Linked DNA regions of Homo sapiens: region 1 is linked to region 2. A link is a contact called in ENCODE Hi-C or POLR2A ChIA-PET data. All regions are on one chromosome and are shown on one strand. Each heading gives the region's core, a stretch centred on a gene start or an enhancer-like site at or near the end of the contact. The rest is flanking DNA. Distances are from core to core; before and after follow the strand shown.

What was found. A loop is a pair of places that touch in the nucleus more often than their neighbours do. ChIA-PET counts read pairs that join two places held with the same protein, here RNA polymerase II (POLR2A). Pooled maps may share reads with other maps.
Region 1: a pooled map shows a loop between it and region 2 (2.8-fold over the local background). The contact joins the promoter of ELAVL2 here to the enhancer-like site in region 2. A Hi-C loop is called at or near these places in 3 of 168 maps with a recorded cell type or tissue (MCF 10A, heart right ventricle and mammary epithelial cell) and 1 of 50 pooled maps. POLR2A ChIA-PET finds 5 or more read pairs at or near these places in 4 of 52 experiments (GM12878, HEK293, MCF 10A and 1 more).

Annotation. Positions count from the first base shown.
Region 1 is chr9:23,821,329-23,828,326 of GRCh38, reverse strand. ELAVL2 (ELAV like RNA binding protein 2) reads left to right here and starts at 2,087. Exons shown (of 7, transcript NM_004432.5): 1 at 2,087-2,521. LOC105375992 (a long non-coding RNA gene) reads right to left here and starts at 1,899. Exons shown (of 3, transcript XR_929519.3): 1 at 1,810-1,899; 2 at 187-301. RefSeq lists an enhancer at 6,367-6,998.
Region 2 is chr9:23,767,902-23,775,659 of GRCh38, reverse strand. The region is part of intron 1 of ELAVL2 (ELAV like RNA binding protein 2); the gene reads left to right. Among named protein-coding and RNA genes, the nearest start is that of ELAVL2, 54 kb to the left of the region's middle. Within about 2 kb of position 5,984, at least 2 of the 41 ENCODE cell types and tissues checked have a DNase peak (open chromatin) inside an H3K27ac peak, as active enhancers do; they include mammary epithelial cell, where a contact is called at or near this core.

The DNA of each region.
Region 1 (6,998 bases), core at 838-3,337, 57 kb before region 2:
GCATATGCAACTAATTCAATATTAACCTACGAGCATGGTAAAAAGGAGGAAAGACAATTCACTGCCTAGGTAAGTCTGATGAAATCAAACAGTATTATACTTTCCCCAAATTGTATTCATTTAAAGGTTATTTCTCTGTATGGAGCTGGGGACAAGGGGAGGGGTTGAAGGAAGATGACTACAAACCCAATCTTCTGTTATTCATACATCTAGTCTAGATGGGGTGGAGTCTTCCTTTTCCCCCTTGACTCCATTTCTTCAAAGTGCTTTTCTTTCTTCTTGCTGTGAGTTTCACCCAGGTCTAGAGAATAGTTTTAAGTTGAAATTAAGACTCCAGAGGTTGTTATACAAAAACTGGGGGTGGAGGTTAAGGCATGATTTTATAAACACTAATTATAAGATAACATAGATTCAGGCCTTCTTTCTCAAGCCCCAGGTATTGTCATGCAAAGTAACAGAACTCGTATATTGTTATACAGGCTACACGGGAGATAAACAGGTCTGTTTTTCACCATTAATCATTTATCAACACTCAAGGACACTCTCAAAGAACACTGATTTACTGTATTCCTCACTTCAAAGTCATTTTGCTTTGGGATCTTCTGTCCCATTCCCCTCCATGACACCCTACCCTTTTGCAATCTCTAACTCTTACCTGTGTCTTCTTTTTCCGGCATTCTCAAAGATAGCGACTAGTTGTAAATATGTAAAGGAATCCCTTTCAAAAAGGCATGTGCCTCTGGTTAAGACACATTACATGTGTAATGTAATGTGTACATTACATTTACACATTCTGGTAAGAATGGTAAAAACTGTCTAGGAAGTTGGTGCTATCTTTCAAGATTGAAAAGAGAAATGCTGGCTGGAAAAGAACGTAGGTCAAATGAATATTGTGTCTACTTATACATCCAGACGATCCTGAGGACCTCACTTTCACTTAGAGGAAGAAACAATTATCATGCATAAAACTGTATTTTGGTCTCCTGAATGCTGTTAAAATATGGGGTTGTAATAAAGTAGTCTTCCTCTATGAAGCAGAAGCATTGATAGCACTTGGTCTTCTGGTTAAACTTCTTAAATCCTCACAGAAAGAGCCCTGATAAAGGTTCAACTATCTTTGCTGTCAGCAATACATGTGTGGTCCAAGGACTGTACCTGTCTGCAAATGCAGAGGAGTGGCTTGTTCCAGTTTTATATACAGCTGCTCTTTTTGAGAATCATTAGACACCTCGAAGTGAAGGACCTTAGCTCTACTCAATACCTCTTTTTCTGGATAGGATATTTATCCTACACTTTTCTATTCTAACATGAAGTGAAAGCCAATTCAAACCGTGCAGCTTTATTTGAGAGCATTTCTGACTTCATCTTTATCTTAAAAGGATGCTTTAAAAAGGGGTTCATGGGGACACATAAATCTGAAATATGCGTATATTAAAATAAAGACATACAATTACCTAACATCTAATACAAAATACAGTACTGAACACAAATCGAAAAAAGGCATGCGGGCAAATAATGGATGTACATTCATCCCTTTCACTCAGATCAAAGAGAGGGAGCTCTCAATGACTCATACATACCGGACAGAGTTAAATGTTATAAAGAAATATGCCACAGATGCAGCAGTGATGGCAAAGGAAATGAATCTTTCTGAAGCAGAAAGATTTAAGAGGAAAGGAGATCGTGCCATATCGCAAACTCTGATAGTACAGTTCCAACCCTCCCACGTTGCTCTCTCCACATTTCTTTTTGCTTCTTGCATTTCCCTTCGCCGCCAGTGTTAAGAGTGTACCTCCCCGCACAACTTACCTTGAAACGGGACTCCATTGAGCTCTCGAGAGTGACACAAGCCCATAGCCAATCGTCTCACGCGGCCCCGCCTGGGCGGCCTCAATGGAAGCGTGTGGACCAATCAGGATCCTGGGGCGATGAGCAAGTTACGTTGTGGCGCGATTCGGCGTATACTTCCGCGCGTGCTGCCCGGGATAGGAGCCTGGCAGAGCAGCTGCACACACGGCAGTGCGGAGGCAGAGAAGGGGTTGGTGATACGGTGCTATAAATCTGTGGTCCAGTCCACCTCCCTTTTAAGACGTCCTCCCCCCTATTTCTGTTCTTAGTTAGAGATGCAGCAGCTTACTCCTGTAGCGACCTACTAAAAAGCAACAAGGAGAAAGACATCGTCTTTTTGAAAAAACGTTCTTTCGTCTCTTTTCTTTGTTCCTTGGTTTGTTTTTCTTGCCCCTTTTTGTTTAGTTGAACGGCAATAGGAGGGTAGTCTCTCCGTCTTTTTAAACTCTTTTTTAAGTTTCCCCTCCCCTTTCATATTTTTTTTCGCCATTTCTTTTAGCATTGGACTTTGGGGTCGAAAGCGTTTCTTTTTATTTGCTTCTTTTAAGCCGAGCACAGTTTAGGTTTCGTGCTGTCTTAAGAGAACTATCCAGCAGCTTCTTGCTCATCCTTATTGGGAGAACTGCACCGTTACTTTAAAAACACACATACACAAAAACCTTAAGGGAGAAAGGTAAGTTTCGGTTTGGTTTCTTTAATCATTAGTTGCAGCGATGCGCTGGCAAACCCAGAAAACCTGTAAGTGAGCGGAATACAGAATATGAAGTTAATTGCACATGTTTGTCTCATTTCAAAGCTACTGTTCTGCTTTTTTAATTTTAAAGAGCTAGACTAAAAGACGGTGGACGCATGCTTAGCGTACTGAATATTCGTAAATGTCCATGGCAGAAACTTAAGTGGTAAATGTGGCCAGGGGGGAGTAGGGGTACAATGGGAGGTTAGATGTGGAGTGAGCTTCAAGATTGAGATCGGAAGTTCATTTCGTGGGGAGAGAGTGATAACTTGGGTGTTGGGGATGCATGCCTCTACTTTGGCTCAGCAACGGAAGGACGGGAGAGGCTTTACAATCATTAAGGGGAATCAGAAGCCTGGACTGGCAGATTAGACCAGCGAAAACCACAGGCTTAATTGCATTAACCAGATAGCATGTGCTGGGGAGATGGGATTGCCAGATGGAATTTAGATGCTGCACCAGGCAGCGAGTTGTAGTTGACTGAAAAAAGTACATGCCGCCTGAGGGCTGGGGCTGGGGCTGGGCTGAGGCTAGGGTTGTTAGAAGCTGTCAGAACTCATCATTGTATGCGGGCTCTGATTCACGGACTCCAATTATCATAATTCAGTTTTAAAAGAAGATAGCCAATTTGGGGCTGAATTCTTAAGCCTGTACCGGATATGAGATTCCCTTTGTTCAGAAAAGCGTAAATAAGATCCTTGGAGCTGTGTCTATGAAGTGCCGGCTGCTTGGGAGCCTCGCTGTGCTGGGCGCTGGGAAGTGGATTCCAAGCCCTGTCCTTGGTCCTACGCGGCTGACTTCGCCTTCGGGGAGAGGGGGAACCCCTCTGCAGCCGCGAGGCTTCGCAGCCACCCCAGGAGCCAACTCGGCCACGTAGCCCTCACCCCCTCCTTACCGCCCCCACTTCCTCGAATAGCTATTGTTAAATTGACGCCAGGAGAAAGATGGTTGGGGATGACAAGCTGGGCAGATAGGCACACGCTTCATTTTAACTTTTGTGATTTCTCAGGGTTTAGGAGAAATCATTTGGCTTTCTACTGCCAAAGAGAGGATCCAGGGTAGATGTGGGAAAGGGGGAGGATGTTCGTGGGCCGGGGAGGGCGGAAGGGGTGGTGGTGGTGGAACAAGCTGCTGGCTTTCCTAAGAGAAGTTTAAATTATTGGCACGAGGGGGTGTGGGTGAGTGTGTGCGTGAGAGCGCTCATGTGGTGCTCGAGAGGCAGAGGATGGGAAAAAGCTACAAAGCCGGCTGGGGTTAACGTCTCGTTGCTCCTCACCCCACCCACTCTACCGGCTGGGAAAGCCAGCGCACCGTCAGCCTCCCGGACTGGACTCTGCGAAGGGCGGTGGGGGCTAGGGATGGCAAGGTGGCAGTGCCCACCACTGGAGCTCCGCGGCGGACGAGACCTCGCGTGGCCATTGTTGCTTAATTTATGCCCAGCACGTTGCTACGTACCCACCTATTTCACGTCTGTACAGAATTAATACGAAAGCTATACAACTGTGACAAATTGGAGGTTGGATAAGTTCCCCGTTTCCCATTTTCAAGTACCGGTTAGCAAAACTGATGGCGAGACTGGGTATTTTCTCGTAATTACCGGCTGCAGGTCTGGTTTTATTATGGCGAGGGTGAGAGAAATAGCCAACCATTTAGTATTTACTGTTAACACTGCTGGACAGGGATGGAGGTCTCTGTACTTTCTCCCCGAAATGCACGGATTCTGTCCCTTCCCCCTCTCATGTACAAACACTCCAGTTGGTTAAGATTCTAAACCTTCAGCCGTTCTCCGCACCCCTATTTATTATACCCATCCTCTGGGGGTGGGAGGGAGATTAATGTTTTATTTCCCAGGCCTACACTATTAACTGCAACCTATAAAACGTAGACTTACAATGAAAATTTTTAGAAAGTACACAGCAGACAATAGTAACTAAAGAAATTATTTTCCAAATTGAAAATCAGTTTCTAAAGGTCAGAAAAAGGGTGTTCGTGTTTTGGGGAACAGAAGGGTAGGAAATGTGTTTGGGCCTTAAGACTTCCTTGTAAAATGGCTTCTTAAATGGGACATCTGAAAGATTTGTCAGACTATGAACAGATAAGCCCGCAAAAAAATATGTTGAGAGTTTCGAAGTTGTTATGGGGTTAACATTTTATTTTTTAACTCTCGCCCTTACTTATTGCTGTCATTGCCTGAATGTGTCTTACAGCAGGCACTTCTTCCCCGTTCCCTCTTTTAACCAAGTGCTTGGGCACCCCGCTTCATAAAGCTAACCTGTTCTGGAGCTCTTCACAAAAAACGCTACGGTTGTAGGAAGAAGTGGTTTGGAAGACTTGGGGAACTCTTCTGAGAGCTCTCCCATAATTTAGTCAGCGTCAGGAAGTAGGGCGTAGGGCATTCTAAGAGTTTTAGGTTTGGATTGACAAATTAAGTAGGCCCATTTTCGCCTAACGTTTTGGAAATAGGCATTTTTAGCAATCCCGCGTGCCTGGGATGAGAATATTATAATTAACTATTTACTGAGAGGTCAAAGAGGCGCAGGCGCTTTGAGCAGTTTTCCCAGGAACCCACACAAAGTCAATTAAGGTCATTTAATTGCAAATCGGATTTGGGGTGACACGGAAATGCTGATATAGAATCAGTTAGCTGTATCCGGTGTCCCCAGACTGGGTCGCACAAATTAAGGGATGGCCTATCTCGCTTTTGACCTTGGTTGAGCCCCCTACTTCACTATGCTGATTAGACTTCGCCCAAGAGGGCAAATTTGCCTCTCCCACACCCGCCCTGGGTTAGACGAGTCCCCTCCCTTCCCCCCAACCCCGCTCCGCCCGTCGCATGGGGGCGGGGAGCGCTGGACGCCCTTAGCGGACCTTGCTGCATCAAACCTGCATCATGCCCTTGAAGCTGTAACCTCGGTCACGTTCTTGCGGCGACTGGGTCGCCCACTGCTCGGTTCCTTTCTCTTACCTCCTACAATTTCAGGTAGGTATGACAGGTGATTTTTTAAATGTAGTATTTTAGGAGAAGGGCTAAAATCGATGCCTTTGCAATGAAAAAAATCCCAACTACAGGTGCTCTCGTAATTAAGCGGCCGAGCAGGTGTAAAAACGTGCTCCAGCCGCGTGGCTCCGGGGTGGGTTTTGACTTCCAGCCGTGGGGCCGGGTCTGAGGACAGGCACAGGTTTTTCTGGGGAAAAGGGATTGAGCTTGGCGAAGGGGCGGGCCAAGGCAAGGCAGCGATGGGACGCCCCCTCGGTGAAGAGTTGGCCATTTCGGGTCTTGAGTTGGGGGGCGATAGAAGGATGCGGCTAGCGGCAAGCGTTTGCATAGTCGAGTGCAGGATTTCCTACTTTGCGTTTGAAGCAGAGTACAGCACCCCGCACAGGTACTCTGGGCTTATTTAAACGTCAGGTTCTCTCTAGAGAGGCAGGGAGGGGCAGCAGGGGGCTAAGCCTTTATTTTCTGTCCAGGGACAGGACCCCTTGGCTGCGAAGTAGGGGGAAAAAGAGAATTTTTAAAAGAGACACACATATGTGTGTATACTTATATATATTTATAAATACATTTATGAACACATAAAGTAACCCCCACGTTAGCTGCTCTGACTCCCCGTTAGCGCCCCGGGCCTCGGGATTTGCAAACTTGCACCTGGAATCAGCCTCCTCTGGGCGCTCAACGCTCTCCACCGAGTCCAGAGAAACCTTGTCGGGGAAGCCTGGTGAGACTCGGAAGTCCGGAGGGACGGAGCTGAGCTGCTGAAGCCCGGCATCTCCCTGCCGGCACGGACCCGAAGGGCGGTCGGGCAGGGCACGCGCCGGCGGCGGCCGCGGCGCCGCGAACTCGCCGCCGGCCCCGCCTCCTGGCGCTCTTCCAAGCAAGCCCCTCCTTCCCGCCCCGCTACAAACGGCGGGACCGCGGCGCCTGGGCGTCACTGAGGCAGTAGCCGGCCGGGTGAGGAGGGCGGTTGCCGGCGCGGCGCGGCGCGGCGCGGGTGGGGCGGGGGTTCCGCCGGCTTCCAGTCCCCTTTCCCGCCGCCGCCGCCGCCACCGCCTCTCCGCGGAGCTCGCCCCGAGCGACTCCTCCGCGGCAGTGCTGACGGCCAGCGGCACGAGCCGTAGTAGCTGCAGCTTCGAGTCACAGCAGGCAAGTGCTGGGGGCGTGGGGGCGGGGACGGCGTCCGCGCCTTGCCCCTGGTCCATTTTGGACGCCGAGGCTAAGGTCTGTGCGCGCCCCCGCTGCGTCTAGCAGGGTAGGGGTGGTGCGCCCTAGTCCGAACTCTGGGCGGGAACACTGGTGGGGGCGGCGGAGGTTGTGCCCGCGAAGTTCCTAGAGCTCAGCCCGTTGCGGCGGGAGTAGAGAGAATTGGGCGCCTCGGGAGGTGGCACCGCCCCTCCCGTGGGCACAAGCAGGTTGGGGGCG
Region 2 (7,758 bases), core at 4,735-7,234:
ATGTTACTTCATAGGCAACGTGGAGTGAGCAGAGCTTTAAAAGAGATAGTAGTGGAGTGCTGCCCATTATTTTAGTTAGATCCCCACAGCCGTGGAATGGAGGAAGGATTGGAGAAAGGGGCAAGCCTGGAAATAGAGAGATCAGCTAGGAAGCTCTAGATGGGGTCTCAGCACTGATTTCAAATCCCAGTTTCTCACTTAATACTTGTGTGAACTCTTGAAGTTTTGAAATTCTCATTTGTAAATTGAAGAGAATGTAATATAGCTTATAGTGCATAAGATTTGTTTTGGAGACATGGTCTTGCTCTGCCACCCAAGCTGGAGTGCAGTGGTGTCCTCCAGCCTTCCAAAGTGTTGGAATTACAAGCGTGAGTCACCTTGCCCGCTCCACAAGAGGATTAAATAAGATTTTGTTTGTAAATATCTAGCTTGAGACTGGCATGGAAAGAGGAATCAATAATTGCTAGTTTCTTTCCCTTGCCATTTATTTTTACTTTTAGTTGTAGGATTCGTTGGATTCTCCAGAAGGCAGGGAGATCATCTGAACTTCTTTACTGTAGCAAAAGATACTCAAATCCCACGGAAAGTTCCTTTTCTATTTTTCTTGTAATTAAATGTGATTTTAAAGCCACAGTTTAAATTCAGGTCATTTTTGAAGATCATGATAGGAGAAAGATGATAGGAGAGTGTATGATTTTGTATGAATGTAGATACATGGATCATTTGCCTGATCCATTAATTGTGGAAACTTGATCCCATGTGATCTCATAATGTACACATTATTAATCTAGATTCTAGGGTATAATCGTGGATTAGATTTCTACACTCTTGTTTTCTCTGTATTGTAAATCTGAATATAAGTACAAGATGCCTGGATCATCTTTGGAGTTCTTAGCCAGAATAAGGAGGTAGCAATTTCTAATCTTATTAAAATTCCAAGAGCCTGAGCATAAGCAGGCTCAAAGAGGATGGGAGATGTGTATTTTTATGGGGAGTTGGGGAGGGGGGTGGGGGTCACACACTTTTAAAAATAAGGTAAATTAAAATAGGCAAGGCTGTAATTCTAATGTGAAGTACTTGGGCTGTTAGTACTCTGTATATTTAAACATAGTCTTTGGAGGTCTGGGGTTAAAAATTGCAGCATTGCAAGTAAAAATTTTTAACTTCCTTAGTCACCGTTTGTGACTGTGCTAAATGTAGTTTAACATAGCATCTGCTTCAGCAGTCCAGGACAGGAATTAACAGTCATGATTAGGAAAAGTCTGCATACTGTACTTTCTGTCCACAGTCTTTCCTTTCCATGTTAAAAGGCTCCCAACACGACTCTGCAGCCTTGCTGTCCATTTAGATGTGGGGGGAAGAAAAACTGACAGGCTTAATCCAAAAGACAGATAAGCAAATTTTCTTTCTTTCTTTCTTTCTTTTTTTTTTTTTTTTTTTTTTTTTGAGATGGAGTCTCTCGCACTTTTGCCCAGGCTTGGGGTGCAGTGGTGCGATCTAGACTCACTGCAAGCTCTGCCTCCTGGGTTCATGCCATTGTCCTGCCTCAGCCTCCCGTGTAGCTGGGACTACAGGCGCCCGCCACCAAGTCCGGCTAATTTTTTGTATTTTTAATAGAGATGGGGTTTCACCGTGTTAGCCAGGGTGGTCTCGATATCCTGACCTCGTGATCTGCCCGCCTCGGCCTCCCAAAGTGCAGGGATTAGAAGTGTGAGCCACTGCGCCAGGCCCAGATAAGCAAATTTTCTATGCTAACATTTTAAGAGACATCTTGTTTTGTCCAGCAATAATGATAATACCCTCTGTTCACTTGGCACCTTAGAGTTTGTAAAGTGCTTTGACATTATCAGACAAAATATGTATATGTAATTAAAGCTTTTAAAGAGAACAGACCCCTTTACCTGCTCTTTTCCTTCCTAGAGTGGAAATAATTCAAAGGCTAATGCTTTTGTGATTTGAGTCTTAAGAATAATTTCCTGTTAAAATGTAGCCTGTAATTGCGTATGTGCTCCCTTCTCCTCTTCAGCCTGTGGGGGATAGATGTTTCTCATCAACACTTGGGAATATGTGTGTATAATGTATATACAGGTTATACATATACATATATGCTCATACACTTGCTTCATTTTTCATCTGTAACATGGGGGTACTTGCCCCACCTACTTTTTGAGATCCTTAAGCGTTCGTTTCAAATGTGCTTTACTTGAATGATACTAAGACAACTTGCAAAGCGGGAAGTCTGACAAAAGTAGGAGTAAGAGGAAGCTCTATGCTGGGTGAGATGGTGAGGTCATCAATCTAAGCATATTGACCCCTTTCTCTGTTAGGGGGTTGTTCGAAATTGGGTGTATGTGCCTGATGTGGATATAAGTGGATAAGGTCTGAGGCTAAGAAGGGCCTTACCTGTTCTATAGTGTCTAGCATTAACTTTTTTGAAAAACATTATTAACTCTTATATACATTCTTATGTAGCAGATTAACAAGACATTTCCTTGAGATACTTCTCGCCCTTAGCAACCCTTTCCTCACTTTGGAATCACTGAATAAAAATAACACTTGCATTGAATGTAAATTCTCCCCCTCCCCCACTTTTTTTTCTTGAAATGTAGTAAATAACCAGGAACTTAATTACCATAAAAAGTCACAGATGTACCTAGGTGTGTTTTGTTCTAGCTGGGATGTCGGTTTTTAAAGAAAGCTGTCTTTGGGGGAGCAAGAGGCAGAGGTGGACCAAAGGAAATAAAGTTACTATCTTAGGGTGTGAATCTTGTTTTTTTAAGATGCCTCAAATTTCCATAGTAAATAAAACATAGTTGTGTCTCTAAATCACAAGTATACATGTCTTGGGAATCTCAGGACGTTACACATCAACAGAAAAGAAAAACACATTTCATAGGTGAATACCAGTAATTGAGATGATCCACAGTTCAGAGCAGAAGGAAGCTGTCTGTATTGATCAAGGTTTTTAGACTCCTTGTTTTGCTCTCCACAATACATCAATGAATTCTAAGATATTTATGTGCCCTGGGATGGCATCCCTTTATTTGTAGCCTCCTAATGTTACTAAGGAAATAAATCTTGTTGGTTGACATTTTAGATGCCTTTTTTTTTTTTTTTTTTTTTTTGGTGTAAGCTGCTTGAGGTTAAACAGTGTAGCATTTGGTTTTCTATCTCTAAGTCCTGCTAAATAACAGTGAAAAATAAAATGTTAACCTCACTGGCCAGGAGGAGTGTTGTGGCCTTTATAACATTTGTGAGTTAAAAAACATTATTTTTGTCCATAAACCTTCCTTGTCTTTTATTTTCCCTTTAAGATTAGTCATTCTTTCTGCTTTGGAGTTTGTACATGACAGAGTATTTTAGTGTCTGTATCCAACAGAGGAGCTATGTTTTTAACCTACCTAATGAAAACACTCAACTACTGGGATTAATTTGAGGATTTCCAATCAGCCTTTCACAATTTGTACTACCCTGAGGGGGTTCCTGATAGCTGTGACTTTTGTAGAAGAATGTGAAGTTAATCCAATTTCTGTGTTGATTACTATGTTAACTGTCTTAATTTAGCAATTCAGATTAATCTGCCTATACCAAACAAAACCTCTGCCACAAAACTGAGGGAGTAGTTGATTTTATTCTTGTTGTACTCATATCCCTTTTTAGATTCTATTGCCAAATAATGGCATGGAAATTAATTGGGTCCACTTAGGTTGGAATGAAAGAATGGGGTTGGAATGATTCATCACCAGAAGGTAATGATTTAGTGTATTCCAGCCTATAACCAAGACAGAGTTATCTCATGGCTTAACCTTTACTATTGTAGAGGTATATAAATGACCCTGTTGAAAAATACAGATTTTAAAGTTTACTCCCATTTTACAAAATGTGACTTAATCTAATCTTCATCCACTTTGTTTTTAAACTTTTGGGGAGAGCTTTGAGCTATTTTACTTTGAATTCTGAAAGTTTTAAGGGGGCTCACATAGATTACAAATCAATTTTCTGATATACTATGTTTAGTAGTAGTTGCATGTTTTAAGCTACTGATTTGTGATTTTATATTTGCTCCTAAATGAATCAGTTGATTCTTTAAGAAGCTGGCAGTGGATTCATTTAGTAGCAAATATAAAGTGAATAGTGAATATCCAACCATAAAGTGAATAACTCTGGATTTAATATTTATAAAGTCAAAATTTTTGTATGTTGGGTTTCCTATATATATCTATATATAGATTTATATATATATCCTTATTTTCTTTTAAGGCACAACTGTCCATAAAATCTCTTCCTTTGCTTATTCATCTTGTGTTCTTAGTGTCCAGAGCATAGTAAATGTTTTGGTGGTTTGTAGGAATGTGAGCAGTTAGTATCTAAACCAGTTTTTTGACAATGGATTTCAACAGTGTACTGATGTAATTAAAATGTAGCACCTTAATAATGTGTTTTCTTCTGGGTATATCCAGAATCTGATGACTTCTCCCCAACTTCACCCTGGTGGGAGTCACTGTCATCCTGCACCTGAATTGCTGCAGTTGCTTCTTGACTGGTCTGTTTCCAAACTCACTGAGTCTTCCTGCACACCCACACACAATTTATTTTCACAGTAGCCACATGCTACTCTTTTGCTGAAAACCTTTTATAGTTTCCTTTTTTGTTATGGTGGCCTTCAAGGCCCTATGTGTTCCGGCCTCATTACCTCTTAGACTCATCTCCTCCTACTCTCCCTGTTATCTCCTTGTCATTCTGCACAGCAGACAAGCTTTGCACTGGCAGGTCTCTGCCTAGAATCTTTTCTTCTAGATATCTCCATGGGGGCTGTCTTTACTTCCTGTTAGACCTCTAACAAATTACTTTAAATTTACTGGCTTAAAACAATACAAGATTTATTGTCTTAAAATTCCGAAGAACATCAGAAGTCCAAAGTGGTTCTCAGTGGGCTAAGATTAAAGTGTTGGCAGGGCTGCATTCCTCCCAGAGTCTTTATGAGAGATTGTTTCCTTGCCTTTTGCAGCTCCTAGAGGCTGCTTATATTCCTTGGCTGGTGGCCCCATTTAAAGCCAGCAATGTCCTTTCGATTTCTTCTCATGCTTCATCACCCTGACAGTCTCACCTTCCTCTTTCACTTATAAGGAACCTTGTAATTACCTTAGGCCCACCTCAGTAACCAAGGATAATCTCCCTTTCTCAAGGTGAGCTGATTAGCAGCTTTAATTCTACAATCTTAATTCCCCCTTGTCATGTAACATAACATATTCACACTTCTGGGAGTAGGATGTAGACATTGAGGGGAAGGGGATTTTTCTTCCTATCACAGCAGCCAGCCCATATCTCCTTCAAACCTTGGTTCAAAGCTCACCTTTTCATTGAGGCCTGCTTGTTTAATGCTGGAAACTACCCGTCTTCATCTCCACATTTTCAACCCCCCTTATTCTTCTCTATATGTATTCCACAGCACTCTTACTTATTGCTGATGTACTGTTTTCTTCTATGTGTTCATACTTGTATATGTTCTGCACACACCATCCACAGCAAATCAGCACTCCAAGATGCTTCTTCATTGCTGTACCTCAGGACTCTCCTGAATTCGTGGGAGCTGCATGGAGATGTTCGTTGAATGGATGAATGAACAAAACATGAAACTTAAGCAGATCTTTTTCGCCAGATCTTTACTTTCCCATTGCTCAAACTGGATACCTGTAATGGACTTAGACTGAAGAGAAGGACTTGGGACCCTAAACTCATTATCTTACCTCTCTAACCTCAAAGCTTTTGAACCTGCCAGCTCTGAAACTACAAAACCTCAGAAAGACTGGCATGAAGGAGACTGTGTACTTTGTCCGTAGAAGTCATAAAGGGCCAAGAGACAGAAAAACGTTAGTGTTTGCTGCCAAAGAACATTCTCCTTATGACGCGTGCAGCTGTTCAGTGCATTGTCTCTGCAAGTTCTTGGGCCGTTGTTAGCCCCAAGGCTGAAAATGTGGGTTTGAGGAATTCGTAGAGCTAGTGAGACAGCTAACATGGTATGTGGGTGGGCTGGAGAATTGACAAGGATTCTAGATTGAATAAATCCTTTGACATTTAAAGCTACAAACCTTTATTTTAGGAATCACAAAGCAAAGAGAGTTAAAGAAAACAAACTAATGGCTTGTTCCTGTAACTGACATTGTTAGCCTTGTGATTTTAGCACTTGGTTGACTATTCTCTTGCTTAATTAAGTGAAACCACAAACATATCCTGAAAATACCACTTAGTGATTTGAATGGGAAAGATAAAGCATTTGCTATAGGAATGGTGTGTGTCGGGCAGATGATCCCTTTGACTGCCTACCCAGCTGTCATCTATAAGCTCATATGACTTATTTCACCAATTTTGGAGTGCTTTTGTCCCTGCTGCAAGTTCCCCAAAGGATGGTGTGGTAAAGGTTGTGATGCCTGGTTTTGTTTTTTGTTTGTTTGTTTGTGTTTTGTATGTTTGGCTCTAAAACTTTAGAGACAAATGTCTTCTGTTCATCTGTAACTTGGCATTTAGGGAGAGGTTTGATGTGGTCAGAAGGAAGGCCTTTGTACTGGGCTGATTCTGTCCTGGTGTGCTGTGTTTGAATACTCAGGGTATTCAAAGCTTCTAGTTGCAAATAAGTGTAGAGACCAAGTTCACTCTGTTTAGGCTGGACCTTTCCAGCCTGAGAGATAAGCTTGTCTTTGCCTCTAGCCATGATTCTTTTAAGAGATGTTATCGTTTCTGTTTGCCTAAACTTTTCTAGTTAGTATGAAGATCACTGGTGATCCACGACTTAATCATGATGTGCTTCTAAATGCCTTCTTCAAGATCTGTTTAATTTTCCTGCATTTACCTTTGATTTTGCCATTTTCCTGAAGTTGGACCCAAATTCCACATGCCCATATCCATAACCCTGCTGGCCAGAGGCTTGGATTTGTCTTGTCTTCCAGGGTTTTGTAGTTAGTGTGATAGATTGTTGAAATAAAAATACACAACTTTTCACAAAGGTAGATGGTTTCCTTTTACCATATAATAGGAATTTAGATTTCAGTGGGTGAGGGTGGCTGATGGAGTGCGTCAAAACTTGAAAATATGCTTTCATAATTACTTCTGGTTTGAAATACTTGGTGGGATAGAAAAACAAGTTAGAGCCACTCATGATTATTTGTGTTTCCAATTTATAGTTTAAATGTATTTGTAAAAAGTAAAAAAAAAAAAAAAAGTTACCTAGTTTGTACACATTTAGGGAGGGATTTGCTCTTTCAGTCTCCAATTTTTAAGAAACTGTTCTTGCCCTTTGCTTTTTCAATGCTTAGTTTGTACAAACCCCTGAAATGGAGATGGGGTGGGTTTGGATGGAGCCTTGAATAAGGGAGATGGGACTGCATAAACAAAGCTAGAAGAGTGAAGGTACTGGACTGTTTGAGGGACAAGGAGTAGTTCAGATCTTAAGGTGCTTGAATAAGTGGGCTGATAAAAGTAGTTGTACAGGATTTCTGTTGATACCTAGTAGTTTACACTTCATTTGATAGGCAGCAGGGAGCTGTGGGAGGGTTTAGAAAGTCTACCTGGGAACATTGTTAAGGTAGATTAGGATGAGGAGAGAGGGACCTTTTGGAGGCTTTAATTTGCTGGTCCTGAAGAAGATGAGAGCCCAGGTCAGGATGTTGACCATGGCAATGGAGTGGCTGGAGCAACAGGCGCAGCCTCACCAGGGGTCATTGTATTGGCCCTTTCAGCAGCCCTGCTATGACTTTAACCCGC